Linked DNA regions of Homo sapiens: region 2 is linked to region 1. A link is a loop called in an ENCODE intact Hi-C map of the cell type or tissue named here. Cell type or tissue: CD14-positive monocyte. All regions are shown on one strand. Each heading gives the region's core, and the rest is flanking DNA. Links, peaks and the distances in the headings are about the cores only. Region 1 has its middle 60 kb from the start of XCR1. Region 2 overlaps LOC105377067 (a long non-coding RNA gene).

The links. A loop is a pair of places that touch in the nucleus more often than their neighbours do. Peaks named below come from ENCODE experiments on the same cell type or tissue, not always from the same donor. Only the 100,000 strongest peaks of a DNase experiment are listed, where the experiment ranks them.
Region 2: a loop joins it to region 1, with 3 times the contacts of the local background. A loop is called at or near these places in 23 of 110 quality-filtered maps.

The regions. Positions count from the first base shown.
Region 1 is chr3:46,081,994-46,092,458 of GRCh38, forward strand. It overlaps a transcript of XCR1 not described here. Among named protein-coding and RNA genes, the nearest start is that of XCR1, 60 kb to the left of the region's middle. RefSeq lists an enhancer at 7,506-7,555. In CD14-positive monocyte, for the core only: CTCF peaks have their summits at 6,025 (motif pointing right) and 6,226; DNase peaks (open chromatin) are centred at 6,108, 7,458, 7,918, 8,348 and 1 weaker place; H3K27ac peaks cover 3,825 bases.
Region 2 is chr3:46,188,424-46,198,888 of GRCh38, forward strand. It overlaps LOC105377067 (a long non-coding RNA gene), which reads left to right. Exons shown (of 2, transcript XR_940805.3): 2 at 509-1,666. Among named protein-coding and RNA genes, the nearest start is that of CCR1, 15 kb to the right of the region's middle. RefSeq lists an enhancer at 3,447-3,666. In CD14-positive monocyte, for the core only: no CTCF peak of the experiment used is centred there; DNase peaks (open chromatin) are centred at 3,578, 5,178 and 6,678; H3K4me3 peaks cover 1,374 bases; H3K27ac peaks cover 4,116 bases.

The sequences.
Region 1 (10,465 bases), core at 1,680-9,679:
TTCTCACCCAGTGGGAAGGGACCATATCAGGTACTATTGGCCAATCCCTGTGCCACTAAACTTAAAGGCATTGATGCATAGATTCATATTTCTCATTTTAAAAAGACAACCCTACCTGAGGGGACGTCTTTCATCATGGGAGATCTTAGTGGAATTGACTTGCAGTCTTCCTGACCAGAATGGAAAGTAGCTGACATTTGTGGTCACCTGTTTTCACCCAAGATACCAGACCAAGCCTGTATAACTTGTTCTTCATGATTCTAATGCCTACCACACCTGAAATATTTGCTCTCCTTTTTCTATTGACTGGAATACTTATGGCGTTAGGCCTCCATACTGTGAGTATCCTCTCTTGGATAAAATTGTTTTGGTAAAATCATCATATATATATTTATATGTGCATATATACATGCATACACACACACACACACACACATATATTCTCTTAGGATATATGTAAACAAATGCCTATAATCAGGCTCCTTTTTTTTTTTTTTTTTTTTTTCCTTTTTTTAGAGATGGGGTTTTGCTCTGTTGCCCATGCTGGAATGTAGTAACATGATCATAACTCACTGCGGCCTCCAACTCCTGGGCTCAAGCAATCCTCCCGACTCAGCTTCCCGAGTAGCTGGGGCAACAGAAGTGCACCACCACACCCAGCTAATTAAAAAAAAAATTGTAGAGAAGGGTCTTGCTATGTTGACCACACTGGTCTCAAACTCCTGGCCTTAAGTAATTCTCCCACCTCGGCCTCTCAAAGTGCTGGGATTACAGGCATTAGCCACTGCACCTGGCCTAGGTTTCTGTTTTTGCCGTCCCTGATAAATTTGACTGTAGCATGGAGGGATAATTCTCTGATCAGAATCCCACACACCATTGCCACTGCTGGAAATCTGAAGAGATGCTGGGTTTGCTACCCTAAACCAAAAACTACTTTTGACCACAATGACCCACTGGTACATTCTGCCCTAAATTTCACCAGTGTTCATGATAGCACTTGTAACACAACTCAGGGCCACATAAAAGCAAACCTGTTAATCAGGTCTGCCTGACTCATCCTAACCTGTTTGTCCTATGTTTCAATGTAACTCATCAGAATTCTTTTGTCAAAAATCACTGCTGCGTTACTCACTAATGACAGTACTAAAATCCATGATGTTGTTAGAAAATCCAAAGAAAACAGCCCCTCCAGCTATCAGGATCCTGTCTTCTTGCTTTAACATTTCTGACCCATTGATCCAGTAATGCCTCAAAACTGATGTTCTTAAATTATAGTGTACTTATCTGTGCTCCACCAGGATTTATTATAGTCTGTGGAGAAAATCACCAGCCATGGTCCTGTAAGTGTCTAAGAGCATGGAATGTTGAAGGGCAATATGTCTTAGGATATTTCGTTACCCTTCTCTCTATATACAGCTCTGAAGAAACTCAGCACTGGACTAGTTCCCTCAAACTTTTCTCTAGGCATGACTGCAGATCTACCTTAGATGGAGATTCTATTTAGAGAAAATGTGCTAATTATCTGGCTGGCCATCAAGAAGATAGCTCCATGCATTTTTTTTTCTTTGAGAATACTTTTGCCTTTGTTGGATGTAACTTCCCATGAACACATGATCTAAAATCCTTCTAAAACCCTAGGAAACATTGCTGATGAAACTGCTGTCTCCATCACAGCTCAACAAAAAGCTACAGATTTACTGACTAAGGTTGTGCTAGACAATCACATTGCTTTAGATTCTATATTAGCTGAGCAAGGAGGTGGATATGTGGTGGCAAATACCTCTTGTTGTATATACATAAGTATTTCCCATGAAGTAGAAACTCACCTAGGAAAAATCAGGGAAGAAGCTGCTTGACTACAGGTCTCTAAAGAAAAACTGAGATTTAATTTTCTTCAGGAGGTTTTTAGTTGACTCTTAACAGACTAGATTCCTTTTTCATTCTGGCATAAAAATTCTCTTTTTGGTTCTAATCCTATGTGCATTATATATTTCTATTATTCCAATTAATGCTAGATATCTTTCATTGTTTTATTTCTTCTGAGAAAATGAAAATCATGGTATTCCAGAGACTGGCGATGATGGAGCAAACAACAGCAGCTATGTAAGTCAATACTTTGTGGACTCACTTTTGCCATTCTGTATTGTCATCCTGATTCAGCTTTTTGGTGCTCTTAAAATTCCTCACTGAGATGTCTCCACTCCCCCATGTGGGACAGGGCTACCCAGGAATGAGCCTTCCTGGTGACAAGGGACAAGCTGGCACTCAGATTTGTATCATCAGTGCTTTTGAGGAGAAAAATTTGTGATCAAAAGGAAGGAAATGAGAGCAAAAGGAAACTTTTAATCATAGGAATGTGAGCCCTTTTAAATTATCAGTCCCAGAAAAGCATTGGAATGAAAAGCTATCACATCTCATGCCTCCCTTGAGCTAAGTAATTACCTCTTGAAGCCACTTGCTATGTGGACTCTAGACTAACTGATGCCAAGTAGCTATAAAATGCCATGCACTGGACGCCATAACTCATATCCTCCAGCTCAACAATGTAAAGCCAATCCCTAATCAATGTAATTTCTATAAACCAATGAGAATTCCTGCCAACTTTTTATCAGCTCACTCCTTGCTTTCTTTTTGTCTTTAAAAATCCACTTGTACAGATGTAGCTGGAGGCCATTATCCTAGGCGAATTAATGCAGGAAAAGAAAACCAAATACTGAATGTACACGCTTATAAGCAAGAGCTAAACACTGGGCACACAAAGACATAAAGACGGAAACCGTAGACACTGGGGGCTACTAGAGGGTGGAAGAAAGGAGTGGGGTAAGAATTGAACAACTATCTTATTGGGTACTATGCTCACTACCTGGGCGATGGCATCAGTCATACCCCAAACCTCAGCATCTTGCAATATACCCATGTAACAAATGTGCATATGGTACCTCCCGAATCTAAAATAAAAGTTGGATTTTTTTTTTAAAGCCTGAATGCAACAAAAGCTGGATGGAGTACTCCCCAAGGCAACTTGGAAGGGTGTCCTGGGCAGCTGGCCTCACATTGGCTCAAGTAAAGTCTTTAAAATTACATTTTGTGCTCAGCTTCTTCATTTTAGGTGGACAGCACTTGCAGAAAACCTTGCCCCTCTTAAGGAGTTCCTGTAATCATGATAGCTAATACATGGAGCAGCCTATGTCTGCTCTAAGCATTTGACATATATTATTAAAAAAAAAAAAAAAAGGTTCCATCACCGCAAACACAACTCATCACACCGCGAACACAAGAGGCAGGTACTAATGTGATCTACATCTATACAGATTAGGGAACTGAGGCACAAGGAGGCAAGTAACTTGGCCAAAGTCATGCAGCCAGGGAGCATCAAAGCTGGCTTCAGTCTTTATTCCTAACCAGCCTCTTGAATTCCTCTGATGCTTTCGATCTTATCATGACAATTGTTCTGCAGCCTGTATTGTGGTCCAAGTATTTTTTTCTCCATTTTAAACACTTTGAGTTTGCACTCCATCCTGTCTGCCCCTCCCCTTCACAGCAAATTTCTTGAAAGAATAGGCCACGTTCACTCTCCTTCCAGCAGCAAGCCTGCCATCAGTTTTCACTCCCAAGGTCAGGAGTCTGGCCTTGGCCTGGCTCACTGATCTGCCTGTGCACTGTTCCCCAATACTCCCACTCACTTCCATGTCTCAACAATCATGCATAATGCCGGCACCCCCAACCCCATACATTCAGTCCAAACCTCCCTCTTGAGCTACAGATCTACAGTGGTCAACCTTGGTGTAGGGCCTCCTTACTTGGTGTAGTCCTTGGTGTGACAGCAGCATCTGGGAGCTTGTTAGAAATGCAGTTCTGGGCCCAACCCAGACATGCTGAATCAGACTCTGCATTTTAGTAGGACACTCCCCTGACCCAGCAGATTCTTGGGCACAACAGAGTCTGAGCAGTGTGATGTCTTGTGACATAGCAGTTACTGTAATGCTCTCCCATGCCTCTACCTGCTGGTGCACCCATGCCTTAGGTGCTAAGAGTCCTGGCTGCTAACTTCTCATACCTGCACTCTTCTCTGGAGGATGGCTCAAGCCCGTCTGCACATTCCAGTCACCTGGGGATATATTAAAATGTCCAAAGCCAGGCCCCACCACAGGCCAAGGAAATCACAATCTCTGAGGTTGGGATCTGACATCAGCATTTCTGAAGCCCAAGAGTTGCCCTTAGACAGACATGTTTGGGACTCACTACCATAGCTGATGGGTGCTGCCTTGCTTAGAGGTTCTGGAGCTTTCTCATACTCCTCCCAGCTGCCCATGACTAGCGGCTGACTGATGCTGGGCCACAGAAGCTCAGCCACCTGTCGTAGCGAGGGACACCTCTGCAGTGCCTCACCTTACTCCAGCCCTGGGCGTGGCCAGGCTGAGGCCAGACTTCTGCCCACCCTGTCCTCTGCTTTATCCTGCTTCCCTCGCTCCTACACATTTCTCCTGAGAGCCCTTCTCCATGCCTTACTTTGCACAAGAATCTCTTTCTTAGGCTCTGATTTCAGAAATCCAACCCAAGACACAAGGATAGCACCACCCCAGACTCAACTAACACCAAACTGAACTCAAATCTTCCCCTGTGCCTTCTTCTCCTCCTGTGCCACTCCCCTTCTCATCCTCTGATCCTCCACCATCCTCCCACACCCGCCCATTCTGCACATGCTGGCCTGGAGCATGCAATGTCTTGTCATGTTGCTCCTGCCTGAAGTCCCCAGTGTCTCCCTGGCATGCGCAGCAGTGTTTCCTAAAATGGGATTGTATTCTGTGTAGTCCTCAAGTCATCTGGGAGAATTTTTAATTATCTGTTGTCATTTGATAACTTAAAAAATACGTTATTTTATGAGCACATTCTTGATGTCTGGACGGCCACATCTGCCTCCTACTTCCAGTGCCCACACTTCAGCTTAAGATATTTTTGGAACCAAATGATCACTCAAAGAAATAGCTTTTCATTTTCAAAAGTACTGGTAGGTGAGTCTGGCTTATGTTACTTAGGCATGTCCTAATATCAAAATGACAATAGTTATCATGGACCGTACTCATATGACTACTATTACAATAATATTTACAATTTTTGAGTGTTTATCGTAGGCACTGCATGGTACATGCCTTATCTCACTTGATCTTGACACAGCTCTATGAGATAAGTATTGCAAATATCGTATTTGTTTCAGTTATCTATTAGTATCTAAAGAACCACTCAAAACTTAGTGGATTAAAACAATAACAATGTATGATTTCTCATGATTCTTTGGTCTGGAATTTCAGGTGAGGTTCAGCTAGGTAGTTCTTCTGTTCGTTTCTTCCGTGGCTCAGCTTGAAGGTTCAGGAAGAATTCAGTCATGTCTAGTGCTTCAGGTTCCTCCATGTGGACTTTTTTTCTTCATGTGGTTTCTCATCATTTGCTTGTCTAGCCCAAGCTTTACAGTCAGCAGCTGGCTTCCTAGAGACCACCAGCATCACTTCTGCCACATTGTATTTGTCCAAGTTAATCACAAGGTAACCCTAGATTCAAAGGAAGGGAAGTAAACTCCAGATCTTGATGGGAAGACAGCAGGCATGCATGTAGAGGGATGGGAAGAACTATTGATGGCCATATGCCCATTTAATAGATGCGGAAACTGTGTCTATTTATCCCAGCCAACAAGAGGCAGAGTGAGGACTAGAACCCAGGCTGTTGGGTTCTATGGTCTATGCTTTAAGCTATTACGTCATGTTCTACTTTCATTGTATCCCCTATGCCTCACTAAGTCTCAGCTATAAAGACAGAACTCTTTTGTGTGATAGTTCACAATCCAAAGGCACTTTTCAGAGAAACCGATGTCATGAAAAACACAGGGTTCAGGAGAGGCCCAGTGGTCTCATGGTTTTTTCTCTCACACTCCCTCCTTTCTCCATCACTCTCCCAATCACACTCTAGCTGAACTGACCCCTTTGCTCCCCCAAATATGCCTGTGCTTTCCAGTGTTCTGCTCATTTAATACATTGGTCTCTCGTATTTTTCTGTTTTGTCCACTAGAGAGAGGTCTTCTCTTCTTAAAGACAATTCCTCCTCCTGCTTCACAGCCTAGCAGCCACTGCGCTGTGGAAATGTGGTTGGTCTGAATTGAGGTGTGCTTACATACAAACCATACGCCAGATATTGAAGACTTAGTACAATAAAGAGAATGTAAAACATCTTATTAATACATGCAATCAGTTGATTACATGTTGAAATGATATTTTAGATCTATTCAATAAATAAAAGATAATATTAAAATTAATTTCACATTTATTTATTTACTTATTACCAACTCGGTCTTACTCTGTCACCCAGGCTAGAGTGCAGTGGCATGATCTGGCTCACTGCAGCCTCAAACTCATGAGCTTTAGCAATCCTCCCACCTCAGCCTCCTGAGTAGCTTGGACTCCAGATGCCCACCATCACACCTGGCTAATTACCTATTTATTTTTAGATTTAAAAAAATGTAGCTACCAATTTTTTTTTTTTGAGATGGAGGCTCACTCTGTCACCCAGGCTGGAGTGCAATGGCACGATCTTGGTTCACTGCAACCTCTGCCTCCGTCTCCCGGGTTCAAGTGATTCTCCTGCTTCAGCCTCCTGAGTGGCTGGGATTACAGGTGTGTGCCACCACGCCCAACTAATTTTTGTATCTTTAGTAGAGACGGGGTTTTACCATATTGGTCAGGCTGGTCTTGAACTCCTGACCTCGTGATCCGCTCCCCCTCGGCCTCCCAAAGTGTTGGGATTACAGGCGTGAGCCACCGCGCCAGGCCTAACAGAAATTGAAAATTGCATATGTGACTCACTTTATATTTCTATTGGACAGCACTGGTGTAGGGGATGCCTCCTCATGGCAAACTCCAAGGTAACTCTGAAGAACCCTAAGGCTCCAAGGAACCCAGGCTGAAAACCATTAGGTTGATTTGACTCATGAGGAAACTGAGGCTGGAATTGGCCAACAACTTGTTCATGGCTATCGAAGTGGTAGAATGTTGAATTTACATGAAAACCCAGATGTTCTATGCCCTGTTTGTTTTTTTCTCTCCTATCCTGGAGGTGCTTGGATACCATGTGAGGATGTAGGCACAAGCCACTCTGCTGGGCCTTTGAGGTCCTTCATCAGAAAGCTTCACCATCTCAAGTCTGTCTTGGCTGGAGACCCTGGAGACAAGCAGTGACTGCTCCGCCCTTCTTGCCCTCTTGTCTTAAACTACCCTTTTGACTTGCCCAATCCCAGTCCTGCTCCCAGGACCATAGTAACTCTTGCTGGAATAAGTCCAATCTAGTTGGAAGGATGAGAAAACAGAGACAGCTTGGCTTTGTCACTCGCTGACCCCATGACCACAACACTCAGCTCACTGCTGAGCACTCACATAGCCCAGGCCTCTCTTGTGCATGGGTGACTGGTATCCACATGGCCAGTGACTCACATGGGAACTGAAAGCTCCCTTTGGTGGGGCAACTTCTCTAAAGTAGCCCCATGAATCAGCAGTGTGGGGTGCTGGAAAGCAAGGGCTGACCCTGACTTGCAGTCAGTCAGGGACCCTGAGCAGAAGCCCCTGCATCACAGGCTTCCACCACAGCCCGGAAGAGTTGCAGCACTGTGGGCCAGTGGTAGTTCCATGTATAGCACGAGTGGAGGCCCAAGATGCATGTGCATGTATGGGCCTAAGAGGTCTCCATGAATTGTTTCTCTGGGTGGTAGAGAACCCAAGCAAGTGGGAGCCAAGAGTATCTACCCCCGTCCCTGACTCTGTTTCCTGTGAGAGGGGCTGTGTTGGCCCAGGCCTGAGTGTGCCAGGGTTGCTTGGGCAACCACTGCCCCATGCCTGCAGTCTCATCTCTCCTTCTGAAGCCAAATCAGAGAAGTGCAGACTCATGGGGCTATGAGGAAACCCATGTTGTGTGGATCAGCAGTCACAAGGTGAAGGCTCTCTTCCCACTTCTTCCGCAGCTCTAGCTGTGTGGCTTTGAGCTAGTTGCTATATGTCTCTGAGACTTCATTTCTAATTTATGTAATAGGTATATTAATGTTAGTTATACTTTGCTATATAAACAAATCAAGACTTCGTGGCTTAAACAATAAACATTTCTTATACAGTTTCTGTGGGTCAGGAATTTGGGAGTGACTACACAGGGTGGTTTCAGCTTAGGGTCTTTCAGGTATGGAGTTCCTTTGACAAGGTACCTGGCTTCCTCCAGAGTGAGCGATCTAAGACAGCAAGACAGAATTCACACTGTCTTTTATGACTAACCTTTGAAGTCAAGTTCTGTCATTTCTACACTACCCTATTAGTCACAAAAGTCAATGCTATTCAAGGATGGTGCAAACGACTGTGGGCCGTCTGAGGCTGGCTAGCACAATGGAGTTATTAATATCTGCCCTGCCCATCTTACAGAACCATTGAGAGGTTTGGTTTGCACACCCACAGCAAGGAAAATCAGCACCCAGAGGATGCATCTGTGAAGAGTCAAGGCAGCATCTGCTAAAAACAGCTGGTGAAGGGGCTTCTGGGGCTGGAGCCTGGAGACATCAGAAGAAGCTCCGTGAGGAACACGGGGAGAGTCAGCTGTGAAGTTTGGCAGCTCAGAAGCCTTCCTAATGGGAGAGTGGCAAGGTTCCATTGAAGATGGGCATGTGGGATGGGAGAAGTCGCTGTGGTCATTTTTGGAAAATACAGTCTCTCATAAAGGACCAGAGTAATCTCCCATATTTGAAGGCCTGTATTGAGTCATGATTGAATATTTTACTATCTAAGTTAAATAATCTAATTCCAAAGGGTCAAAGACAATTTAGAGTTTGATAGAACCTTGAAGATGCTCTGGTTTAGTCATTGGATTGTAAGATGAAAAACCCTGAGCTCTCAAGAGTTGAAATGGCTTGCCCAGTTTACCTAGCTGGCCAGAGGCACAGCCTCATGGAGAATCCCAGGCTCCTGCTCCCCCTTGCTCCAGCCCACCCTTGGGGAACTCTGATGGTCGCCTCACTGGAATCACCCCCCTTCTTTCTTCCAACAGGCTGATTTTGTTCAGGTATTCACCCTGCCCAAATGGCTTATGTGCTCCAAGGGAAGCTGACCGTGCCATGTTGCTCTACCTATAGCCAAGGCCAGCATGGCAGGAGCAGCTTGCCGCCAGTCTGCAGCAGTGGAAACCTCCACCCCGAGAGCCACAAAGTCAATACTGTCAGTGGAAAACAGAGCTGGGGCCACTGGATTAGGTTGGCACAGGCCTGCTCTGCTGAACTTCCCATTTTGTGAATTAACTGTCTCCTTAGTATTCAAGCCACTTTAAGTTCAGTTTTCTGTTACTTGCAGCTGAAAGAACCCTCAAGAAAGTATTCCTATTTCTGGGATTAATCCTGACTTTGGGAAGGGGAATTTAAGGAGATTTAGCTCAATACTATAGGTCTATGCATCAGGCATTGACAGTGTGCCCCTGACCTTAGCCTGGTTTCTGAGAACTTGGATTTTCTCTCATTCTCTTGATTCAAATCTCTACCTGAGAGCAGCTCCGTCCCTCCAGAACCCATTCTTGGTACTCTTGTCACTCTCAGTTGCTGCTCAGGGCTGGAGTCCTCTCTGCTTCCAAAATTTCACGCTGATGGCTATAGCCTTGTAACCCACTGTTGTCCCAGGTGCCTTCTCACCTGCTGCTTATCCTCCTGGATTTCAGAGAATCACTACTCCTGGAGTCTTCTTTGTTGAGTGCTGAATTCTGCCCCTCTTAGCATATGTCTGGTTGGGCCCAAGTGCTATATGCTCATCTGTTTTTTTGTCTATTACTGTCTTAATCTGTTTTGTGCTTTTATAACAGAATACCACAGACTGGGTAACTTATAATGAACAGAAATTTATTGGCTCATAATTCCAGAGCCTGGGAAGTCCAAATCAAGTCATCTGGTGAGTGTCTTCTTGCTGTGTCATTGCAAAGTAGAAGGTATCACGTGGCAGAAGGCATCATATGGTGGAAGGGAAAAAAGAGAATGAACCCATTCCCTTGAGCCTGTTTTTCAGAGGCATTAATCAATTCATGTGAGCCGAGCCCCCATGATTAAAGACGTTACTTCAGGCCCTACCTCCCTACAGTGTTGCACTGGGGGTTAAATTTTAACATGACTTTTGGAAGAGACAAACATTCAAACCACAGCAGTTATTGAACTATGCAGATTCCAGACACCTAAACTTTCCTGCTGGAGTAGACTTCCTCCTTGCACCTGCAGCTAGACAGATGAAGCCTGCCACTCCCACGGTTCCCTTTGTGTCTTTGTGAGGGAGTCTTCTTGCAGATCATCCTGGTAGACCTTGGGGGAAAGTGCTTGGTTTGGGAGGTGCAACATCCCATAATTACCCCTGCAATGTCTAAACCTTCACAGAACAAAGAATCATCACTAATGTTTCACAATGCACAAGGCTCCTTT
Region 2 (10,465 bases), core at 1,033-9,032, 110 kb after region 1:
CATGCCTGTAATCCCAGCACTTTGGGAGGCCAAGGCAGGAGTATCCCTTGAGGCCAGGAGTTCAAGACCAGCCTGGGCAACAAAGCAAGATCCTGTCTCTACAAAGGATAAAAATAAAGTATTAGCTGGGTGTAGTGACATGGGTCTGTGGTCCCAGCTACTGAGGAGGTTGAGGCGGGTGGATCTCTTGGGTCCAGGAGTTCAAGACCGCAGTGAACTGTGGTCACCACTGCACTCCAGCCTGGATGACAGAGTGAGATCCTGCTCTAAAAAAATATATGTATTTTTTTTTTCAGTTAGATAGCACTGAAAGCATACAGAAGAAAATTAACATCACTCATTTGCGATGACTTTATACAATGTCAGTTTAAACGGGAACTACATTTCCCAGAACTCACTGTCAGTAGGGTTCCAGGTTAGCACAGGCCCGGGGATCTATATAACTAACTTGAGATTCACGAGAGAATGGAGCAACAGCTGTAATGTAACGCTGTGAATGTGCCAGCAGGTTCCGGGGCCCTGTGGTGGCTTGTGCACACTGCAGTCTATCTGCAGGCTCACTTTGGCGTAGGACGGCACCTGGACCCACTGGATTCCGGCTCCCATGCTCCCCTCTGGAAGTACAAGTCCTGGGCCAGGCGCATGTGAACCTCCATGGTGAATGCAGCAGCTTCCTCTGCAGATTCCTAGCGAGGTAGTGGCTGGATGCCGCGAGAGACAGATGAACCTCCTGTTTGTCCTCAAGGCGGGTAGTTTCCGTGTAGGATCTCGCTTGTCCTTACAGGTGCCATCTGATCCTTGCTCACATCCTCAGCTGGCGTTCCTTCCTGACTGCTGGAGTGGCTGACCTGAAGAGACTTCCCACTCAACACTGCAGGCAGAGGGGACAGCCCGGAGAGACTTGCCCGCCAGCTCTCACTTTGCATATAATCTCACTCCTAAATAAATCCCTCAGCTCAGGGGTCCCCAAACTTTCTCTGCGTGTGGTGCCCTTAATTTCTCAGTACTCTCTTCTTAGTGCACCTGGGCCAAAAGAAATACCAAACAGTTCCATTAATTAAGTGGTTAGATCCAAATGACGTAGGTATGTTTGTAATAGCTGTTTGAAAAGAAAATATACATACATTGAAAGAAAAAATAATATTTGATTTTCCTCTTAAATAAGCAGTGCCGATGGGATATGTGCCTGTTGGACAAGGCCCAACTTCTCCAACCTTGGAATCAAGTTGGACACTGTTGCCCTCATTTTCTGTCCCACACCATTTTACCTCAAAGCAATCATTGAAAACCCAGCTTTGGAAAGATATGACAACTGTGAAAGGAATATACTGCAATCTGATGTTCGAACTGTGAACTTCCTCAATCGAGTAGTTCCCAAGGTGTCCAAGAAGGGTCAGCTATCAATGTATATCCTCTGAAAACTGGAAATATTCCATGGCACCCCTGTGAACTCACTGTGGCCCCTACAGTTTGAGAACCATAGCCTTGTCTCATATTGCTTCTGATACACAGAGTGCCATGCTGATTTGGGTGTATTCTTTTCCTGTCTTTGTACTCTCCACATATATTATAAAATGTGGACCAGAAGAATTCTATATTTCCCTTTTTTTAATTTGACAATGTTATGAGTGTATTCCCATGTCAATAAAAATTCTTTTAAAAATTATTTATATCTGAATCATATACCAAATTTACCAATATCGAATTTAATCTTCCTCCAGTCCTTGAATTTTCCAGCTGTATTTCATTTTGCTATTATCTGTCAATATTCCTTAAAATGGATTTCTAGAAGCAGTATTACCAAATGAACTTCTTAAACAATCTTGATAACTATTGTTAAATTGCTTTTCAGAAATAATGCACTAATTTATATTCCAATAAAAAATACATGGCAGTGGCTATTTTGCCACATTCTTAACTGCACTGGGTATTTCCATTAATAAAATAAAATCTCCTCACCATTTTTAACAGGCAGAAGAAATATTTCATTGTAATTGACATTTTGTTTTATTACTAGTATGATTAGTATTTTTATTTTAATGGGTATTGCATTTATTCCATGACTGTTTGTATCTTTGTTTATTTAAATAAGTTATTGGCCTGTAATCCCAGCATGTTGGGAGGCTGAAGCGGGTGGATTACCTGAGGTTAGGAGTTCAAGACCAGCCTGGTCAACATGGTGAAACGCCATCTCTACTAAAAGTACAAAAATTAGCCGGGTATGGTGGCGTGCACCTGTAATCTCAGCTACTCGGGAGGCTGAGATGTGCGAATCTCTTGAACCCGGGAGGCAGAGGCTGCAGTGAGCCGAGATCACACCACTGCACACCAACTTGGGCAACGGAGTGAGACTCTGTCTCAAATAAATAAATAAATAAATAAGCAAATAAATAATTGGAATATATTATTAGTTTTCTTATTGATTCGTAAAATTGCCTTATATGTTAGGAGAGTTGATACTTTGGCATCTTTGTCTTAATCTTTAGTTTATTACACTTTAAAATTTTTTGGTACAGGATCTTTATAGTTCAGGCTGTATAGTGTATGTCAGCATACAAGCAAATTCTCCCCCAATACAATACTGTTCTTTTTTGAAACTTACTTAGACTGTCTCATCTGATTATTCTACAAATGAATTTTAGATTTGCTAAATTAAAAGCCAACACACAATGCTTTTGTTCAACGCTTTCAAACAAAAGCTATAACCAACCTTTGTTGGTCAAGAGGAGACTCTTGAAAGCTGGATGAAGTTAGACACCACAGATATTCTCGAATAGAGAGAGCATAAGCTCAAAGAAATTCACTGGTGTGTATCCAGGGCCAAACAGCGAGTCCCTGACAGTCTAGAGAACGCAGTGACCTTATTCCAGCAACTCCTCTGGTGGCTCCTGCCCACCATGGCACAGGGGAAGCTTCAGTGCATGGTGGGGTGGCAGGTCCTTCTTCAAGTGGCCTTCATACCCCTGATGTCTGATTCAAGGGGCTTGTACCAAATGAAGGGATGAGTGAATGAGTGGGTGGATGAGTGACATTTGAATGGATGAATAAACAAATCAATGGATAAATAAAATTTACGGGAAAATTCTCCTTTTCTCCTTCCAATACTTGGCTCCCAGAACTCTGTTTCCTCTTGTTCTCTTGGGGGAACACACTTAGAGGTTTCTATAATTTAATTGTGTCCAAAAGGTCTGCTGGCAGCTTCAGAACATCACAGCTCCTGGCTTCAGGGTCCCTGTGCCTTAAGTCATCTCAAAGCCTTAGCACAGGGCAAGCAAGCCCACTCACTCATGGGAGTGGGGGCACTGAGATGCTCCAGGTGGGTAGAGCAGGGCTAAAACTGGATGGAAACTCTAGGTAAGGAAATGCAGACGGGCAAGGCTTCCAATTATGGAGGCATAGCAGGGGGTCAGGAGCATCCTGGATAGCACCCTGCCTGCTTCCAGGAGTTGCAGCACCCAGGAGTGGGGTCAGAACACGAGCCTGAGGCTCTTCTTAGTAAATACCCTTGTTCCTTTCATGCCACCCACGTTTCAGTCTTCTCACTCTTCCTCAGCTCCTACCACAGAAAGTGAGAATGGGAAATGAAAGGACCAGAAATAAATATTGGGCAACTTCAGACCTGGATAACCCTGTCAAGCCCAGATTCTTACACAACATTGAGATTTTATTGTACTGAACTAGGTCTGCACAGAGCAACAGCTGTGGACTTAAAAATCAGTTTTCTTTTTTCAAAAATTTCTCAAAGAATTTCATGATAAAAGATGTTACTTATCAATGGGGTTAGTGTATCATTTTAAGTAGCTAATTAAGGGGAGAAATGAGTGTGAAGGGAAGGAAATGTAAAATCAGCCGACATCAGGATTTCTTATTGACTTGATGCTGAGTCCTTCCACTCTGGGAAAATCAAAATGTATTCCTTCTGGTTCATGTTTCTCAAGCTTTAATTATTAGAATTACCTTTTTGATTTTTGCTATATTTTCACATATTGCATTGTTACTTAAACATTATACTTAAATACATTTATTTTAATTATAATAGCAATCACTTACATGGTACTATGTGCCAGGCACTCTTTTAAGCACTTTACATGCATTAAGACATTTCATCCTCATGACAACCCCATTAGATGAGATGCTACTCCATTCAATGATGGAGACGATGAGTCTCTGAGAAGTTAAGTGACTTGCCATAGTTACATACCAGAATAAAGACCTAAATAAGAATTGAAATACTATTATGGTAATAGAAGAAAATATAGGACAAAATAGAAAAACAATTGTACTTAAGGGTGAGAAAGGAGCCTTTAAACTACATTGAGCTAGTATAAGCCAAAAGACAACATTTAATGAATTTTAATTTAAATTTTATTACATCAAAAGTATTTCTATTTAATGAAGGATACCATAAACAAAGTAATATACATATAAGACAATGATAAAAGTTATTTGCAATATCTTAAAGCAATAAAAAATTAAAATCCAGAGTATGTAAATAACTCTTGATAATCAACAAGAAATAGCGGGAAACCCAATAAAAAATGGTCAAAGACACGAACAGGTAATTTATAGGAGAAACTCAAAAGCTTATAAAAAGATGTTCAAACCCATCAGTAATCAGAGAAAAGCAAAATGAAGCAACTATGAGAGTCACGTTACTTGTTCAACTAGCAAAGATTAGAGAGCAGCATAATGCCAAGTGTTGGTAAAGATGTGGGGAGAGGAACCTTTTTGCACAGTTAGTGGCTACATAGATTGAACTCATTTACATCTCCCTGTGATCTAGCATTTCCAGTCCAACTCTGTACAAGAACGTTGTAATTGTATTTGCCAGAGTGGAGAGCTGGCGGCAATCTTGGTTCCCATGCCTAGGAGAGTAAATAAGTAGAATGTGGAAGATATACTCTGTGGAGTACTGTGAAGCAGGTGAAAGAAATGGGTTGAATATTCTAAATAGCAACATAGATGATCAGGCAAGCTGGGCACGATGTTAAAAAAAGTAAGAAACATATATCATTTACCTAAATTAAAAATACTACATACAAAACAATACATATATTTTAGGACACATTAAAAAGAAAATGACACATATTAAAAAACCTTAGAATAGGACTTCTGCTTTTGGTCATGATGGAGTAACTGGTGCCAAATTTGCCTTTCCATTGTAAGCAACTATGAAACTGGACAAAGTATGAGTCAACTATTTTCAGGTATTGGGCAACAGCAAATAGAGGACTCGTATCCCTGAGAAAAGGAACATTTTCCTGTGGTAGTACAGGGAGATGGAGCCCAGGCAGAGCAGAGGGTTCACTGAGCTGAGGAGGCAGAGATTAGACCTGGGTTGCTGAAGCAGCTACAATTTTCAGGGCAGGGGACTGGAGAGAAGGCAGCTCCATAGAGAAGAGGCTCAGAAGTCTCCACAGGGATTTTCTGTTGGATCCTTGGCTGAAGGAAGGATTGCACTAGAGGAAAGTGAGACTCCTTGAGGTATAAGTGTGTGGCTACTGAGGAGCTGAGAGCTGAACAATGGGATACCGGGGTTTGCACAATGCTGAGAGAAAATTCCCAGTCAGGGTGGATAGACTTCTCTGCCACCTCTTATGAGCAAAGGCTATGCCCTACAGCAGTGGTTTTTTAATGTCAGCATGTACCAGGGTCGTCTGAAACACTTGTTAAAATACGGATTGCTGGGTCTCACCCCTGGAATTTCTGATTCAGTAGCTCTGAAGTAGGGCCTGAAAATTTGTATTTTTAATAAGTTCCCAGGTGATGCTGTTGTTGTTGAAGACCACAGCCCTAGAGTAAAGGCAAGCCCTAAAACTAAAGCCAAATCTGAAATAGACACATCCTAACAAAACATAAAACTGAGTCTGATGAGACTGAAAGGAAGCACCAATGATTTTACAACCCTGACAAAATGACACCCAGCACTTTTTAAAGGAAGATAATAGTCCAGACTCCGTACAACATATCACCTATAATGCTTGACATGCAATAAAAAAGTAATTGATGTGAAAAAGAATTATAGCCATAATTCTAAAAAAAAGTCCATAGAAACAGACCCCAAGATGACTGGGAAGTTGTAATTAGCAATTAGGGACTTTAAATCAACTATTATAATCAAGGACTTAAAGAATTAAATTGTCATAATGAATGAACAGATGTGGAATTTCAGTAGATAAATGGAAACTATGTAAAAGAACCAAATGGAAATTCTAGAACTGTTAATTACAGTATCTGAAATAAATTGGAGGGTCTTAACAACCTAGTAGAGACAATAGAAGAAAGGTCAAGAAATGAATATAAATTACTGTAAAAAATGAGTTTTAAAAGGAGATATGAAACAAAATTAAGCAGTCTAATAAAGGTATAGTACCCTTATCCATTGGTGATATGTTCTAAAACTCTCAATGGATGCCTGAAACTGCTGATAGTGCCAAATCCCAGCCAAGGAACATCAAGGTCACCTTTTCACTTAAGGAAGCACTTTCAAGTTTCTCTTTGACATATCCAGATTGCCAGCATCACTACTCTTAGGGCCATTACTAAGTTAAAAAAGGGTCACTTGAACACAAGTACTGCAATATCACAAGCGTCAACCTGATAACTGAGACAGCTAAATGGCTAAGGGGCAGGTAGCAAATAAAGTGTAGGTATATGGGACAAAGGGATGATTCATGTGCAGGCAGGATGAAGCAATACAGTGTAAGATTTCATCATGCTACTCAGAATGGCGCATAATTTAAAACTTATGAATTCCTTATTTCTGGAATTTTCAATTTAATATTTTTAGACCATGGTTGACCAGGGATAACTGAAACTGCAGCAAGCAAAACTGCAGTTAAGGGGGGACCCACTGTATAACTGGTATATATAAAGGTGAAGAGAAAGCGATAATTAAGCAGGGAAAAAAATGTATTTGAAGAAATCATGGCCCCAAATTTCTCAAATTGGGGGAAAATCAACCTAAAACTCAATGTTTCATAAACACCAAGAATAATAAACACAAATGAAGCAAAAAATGCTAAAAAAAAAAAAAAAAGGGAAAGGAATAACATTAAAGGCAGCCAGAGGGGGGAAAAAAACACATTTCGTAGGAGATAACAATGATAAGAGCAATTGCTAACTTTTTATCAGAGACAATGATGTACAGATGACAGTAGAATGATTTCTTTAAAGGACTGAGAAAAAATATTGCCAATTCAGAATGCTGTATCTGGAAAAAATATCTCTCAAAAATGAGGGTAAAATAAAGACATTTTCAAATAAGTGAAAAATACCAGATTCTTTGCCAACAGACTCATGCTCAAGATATAGTAAGAGAAGTTATTCAGGCTAAGGCAAATTGACACCAGATAGAAACTTGGATAAATATAAAAGATTACATTTTTTGTCTTGATGTCTTTTTAAAAATGAATTTGTTTAAAATAAAAATAATAACATTGTATTATGAGGTTTTCTATATATGTAAATGTAAAATACATGATAACAATACAGAGAATGAGAGGAGGTTCTTACATTTTATATGAAATGGCACGATATTAATCCTAAATAGTCTGTGATATATTAAGGATGCATACTGAAATCCCTACAGAAAATCACTACAACAATAATATAAAGAGGTATAGCTTAAAAAGTCAATAGAGGGACTGAAATAGACTACTAAACATTTTTCAAATAATCAAAAAAAATTAAGAGATAGAGAAAACAAAATACAAATAGGAAACAAAGTGTACTGTAGTAGACTTAAACTTGATAATATCAATCATTACATAAAATGTTAATAGACTAAATAATTCAAGTGAAAGGGGTTGTCAGACTGGATGAGAAAGAAGATTGAGCGCCATGCTTTCTACGAGAGATTCCCTTTATATTAAAAAACAAAACAACATATATTTAAAAATAAAAGTACTGAAAAAGATATACAGTCATGTTCTACATAATGATGTTTCAGTCAATGATGGATTGATTATACCAAGGTTGTCCCATGAGATTATAATGGAATTGAAAAATTCCTGTTGCCTGGTGACAACAGAGCTGTTGTAACATCGTAGCACAACTCATTACTCCCGTGTTTGTGGTGATGCTGTTGTAAACAAACTTACTGCACTTCAGCCACATAAAAATAGAGCACATACAATTATATACAGTACATAATACTTGATCACGATAATAAATGACTATGTTACTGGCTTATGTATTCAGTATACTGAATTTTTTATTGTTATTTTAAGATGCACTTCTTCTACTTATAAAAAGAAAATTAACTGTAAAACAGCCTCAGGCAGGTCCTTCGGGAGGAATTCCAGATGAAGACATTGTTATCATAGGAGACGCCAGCTCCATGCCTGTGATTACCCCTGAAGGCCTTCCAGTGGGAAAAGATGTAGAGATGGAAGACAGTGATAATGATGATCTTGATCCTGTGTAGGTCTAGACTAAAGTGTGTGTTTGTGTCTTGATTTTTGGCAAAAAAGTTTAAAAAGTAAAAATGTTAAAAATTTTTTAAAATAGAAAAAATCTTATGGAATAGGGATATAAAGAAAGAAAGCATTTTTGTATAGCTGTACAATGCATGTTTTAAGCTAAGTGTTATTACAAAAAAGTATAATAAAAAAGTCAAAAAGTTTAAAATTAAAAAGTTTATAAGTAAAGTTGTAGTAAGCTAAGGTTAATTTATCACTGGAGAAATTGTTTTTTATAAATTTAGTGTAGCCTAAGTGTACAGTTTATAAAGTCTACAGTAATACACAATAATGTCCTAGGCCTTCACATTCACTCACCACTCACTCAGTAACTCACCCAGAGCAGCTTCCAGTACTGCAACCTCCATTCATGGTAAGTATCCTATGCAGGTGTACCTTTTAAAAATCCTTTTTATTGTATTTTTAATGTACCTTTTCTATGCTTAGGTATACAAATACTTACCATGGTGTTACAATTGGCTACAGTATTCAGTACAGTAACATGCTGTACAAGGTTGTAGCCTGGGAGCAATAGGACATGCCATGTGGCATAAGTGTGTAGTAGGGTATACCATCTAGGTTTGTGTAAGTACACTCTATAATGTTCACACAATGACAAAATAGCCTAAGAGTGCATTTCTCAGAATGTATCCCCATCATTAAAGGACGAATGACTGTACCATGTGAAGAAGAAGCATTAAAAAGTTAGAATAGCAGTAATATCAGAAAAAGTAAACTTCTAGACAAGAACTATTACCAGGGATAAAGGGATATATTTCTTAATGACAAAGGAGTCAATGAGAAGACAGAATAGTCTTATATGTCTTTCATATAATAGAGCTCGGACATATATGAAGCAAAAATTGACAGAAATAAAGGAAGATGCAGACAAATCCATAATCATAATTAAATATTTTAACAAGGCAACTTATTGTTCTATCTAGCTAGCTGATATAACAATGAGGCAAAAAATTAGTATTGAATAGAAGATATGAGCAACACTATTGGCCAACTTGACCCAACTGACATTTATTAAATATTATAATGCAAGACACATAGTCTTTTCAAGTGCTCATGGAACATTAACCAACCTAGGCTACATACACACAGAACATTTACTAATATAGCTCATTCTCTGAGCCATAAAAGGAACCTCAGTACATTTAGAATTATTCAAATTGTGTAAGTCACATCAGAATTACATTAGAAATTAATAGCAAATATATCTGAAAAATCCACAAATCTTTGGAAGCTGACAAACTTTTAAATAACTTACAGGCAAATAAATATAAAAGGATATTAAAAATTATTTTGAACTGAATGAGATAAAAAGATAACATATGAAAATTTGTTGAATGCAGCAAAAGCAGTCCTTAGAGGTACATTTATAGCTCTAGATGCTGATACTGGAGAAGGAGAATGGTTTAAATAAATTATCATAGCTGCTTCTATTTTAATAAACTAGACAAAAACAAAATAAAACAAAATCAAATGAACCCAAAGTAAGCAGAAGAAAAAAGATAAGAAAGACCAGAAAAGAAATCAATGAAACAAAAGCTGTTTCTTTAAAAAAGTCAATAAAATCTTTAAATTGTGCCTATGATGTTGGGGTGGGGAGCAGATCGGGGATATGTGGATTTTTTTAAAAGGAAAAGATGAAAAATTTATGAAAGTAAAAGGTCTCATCCTCGCCCTGGTGCCAAGACTGTGTAGAGCGGTTCACATGCTGGAGCCTGAGCCAAAAGACTGAGGGGTACTCAAGTGATGTACAGAGTCTCTCATCATTGGCAGCAGTAAGGCATTAGACTGGCCTATTCAGAAGAACTGTGATTACTCACTAAAGGATTATGTAAAAAGGAATACATTGACAGCAATGAGAACCAGCTTTCTTGTTGTGAGAGAAGCCAGTTTCAACTATGAAAAGGTAGAAGAGGCTGGGCGTGGTGGCTCACTCCTGTAATCCCAGCACTTTGAGAGGCCGAGGCAGTTGGATCATGAAGTCA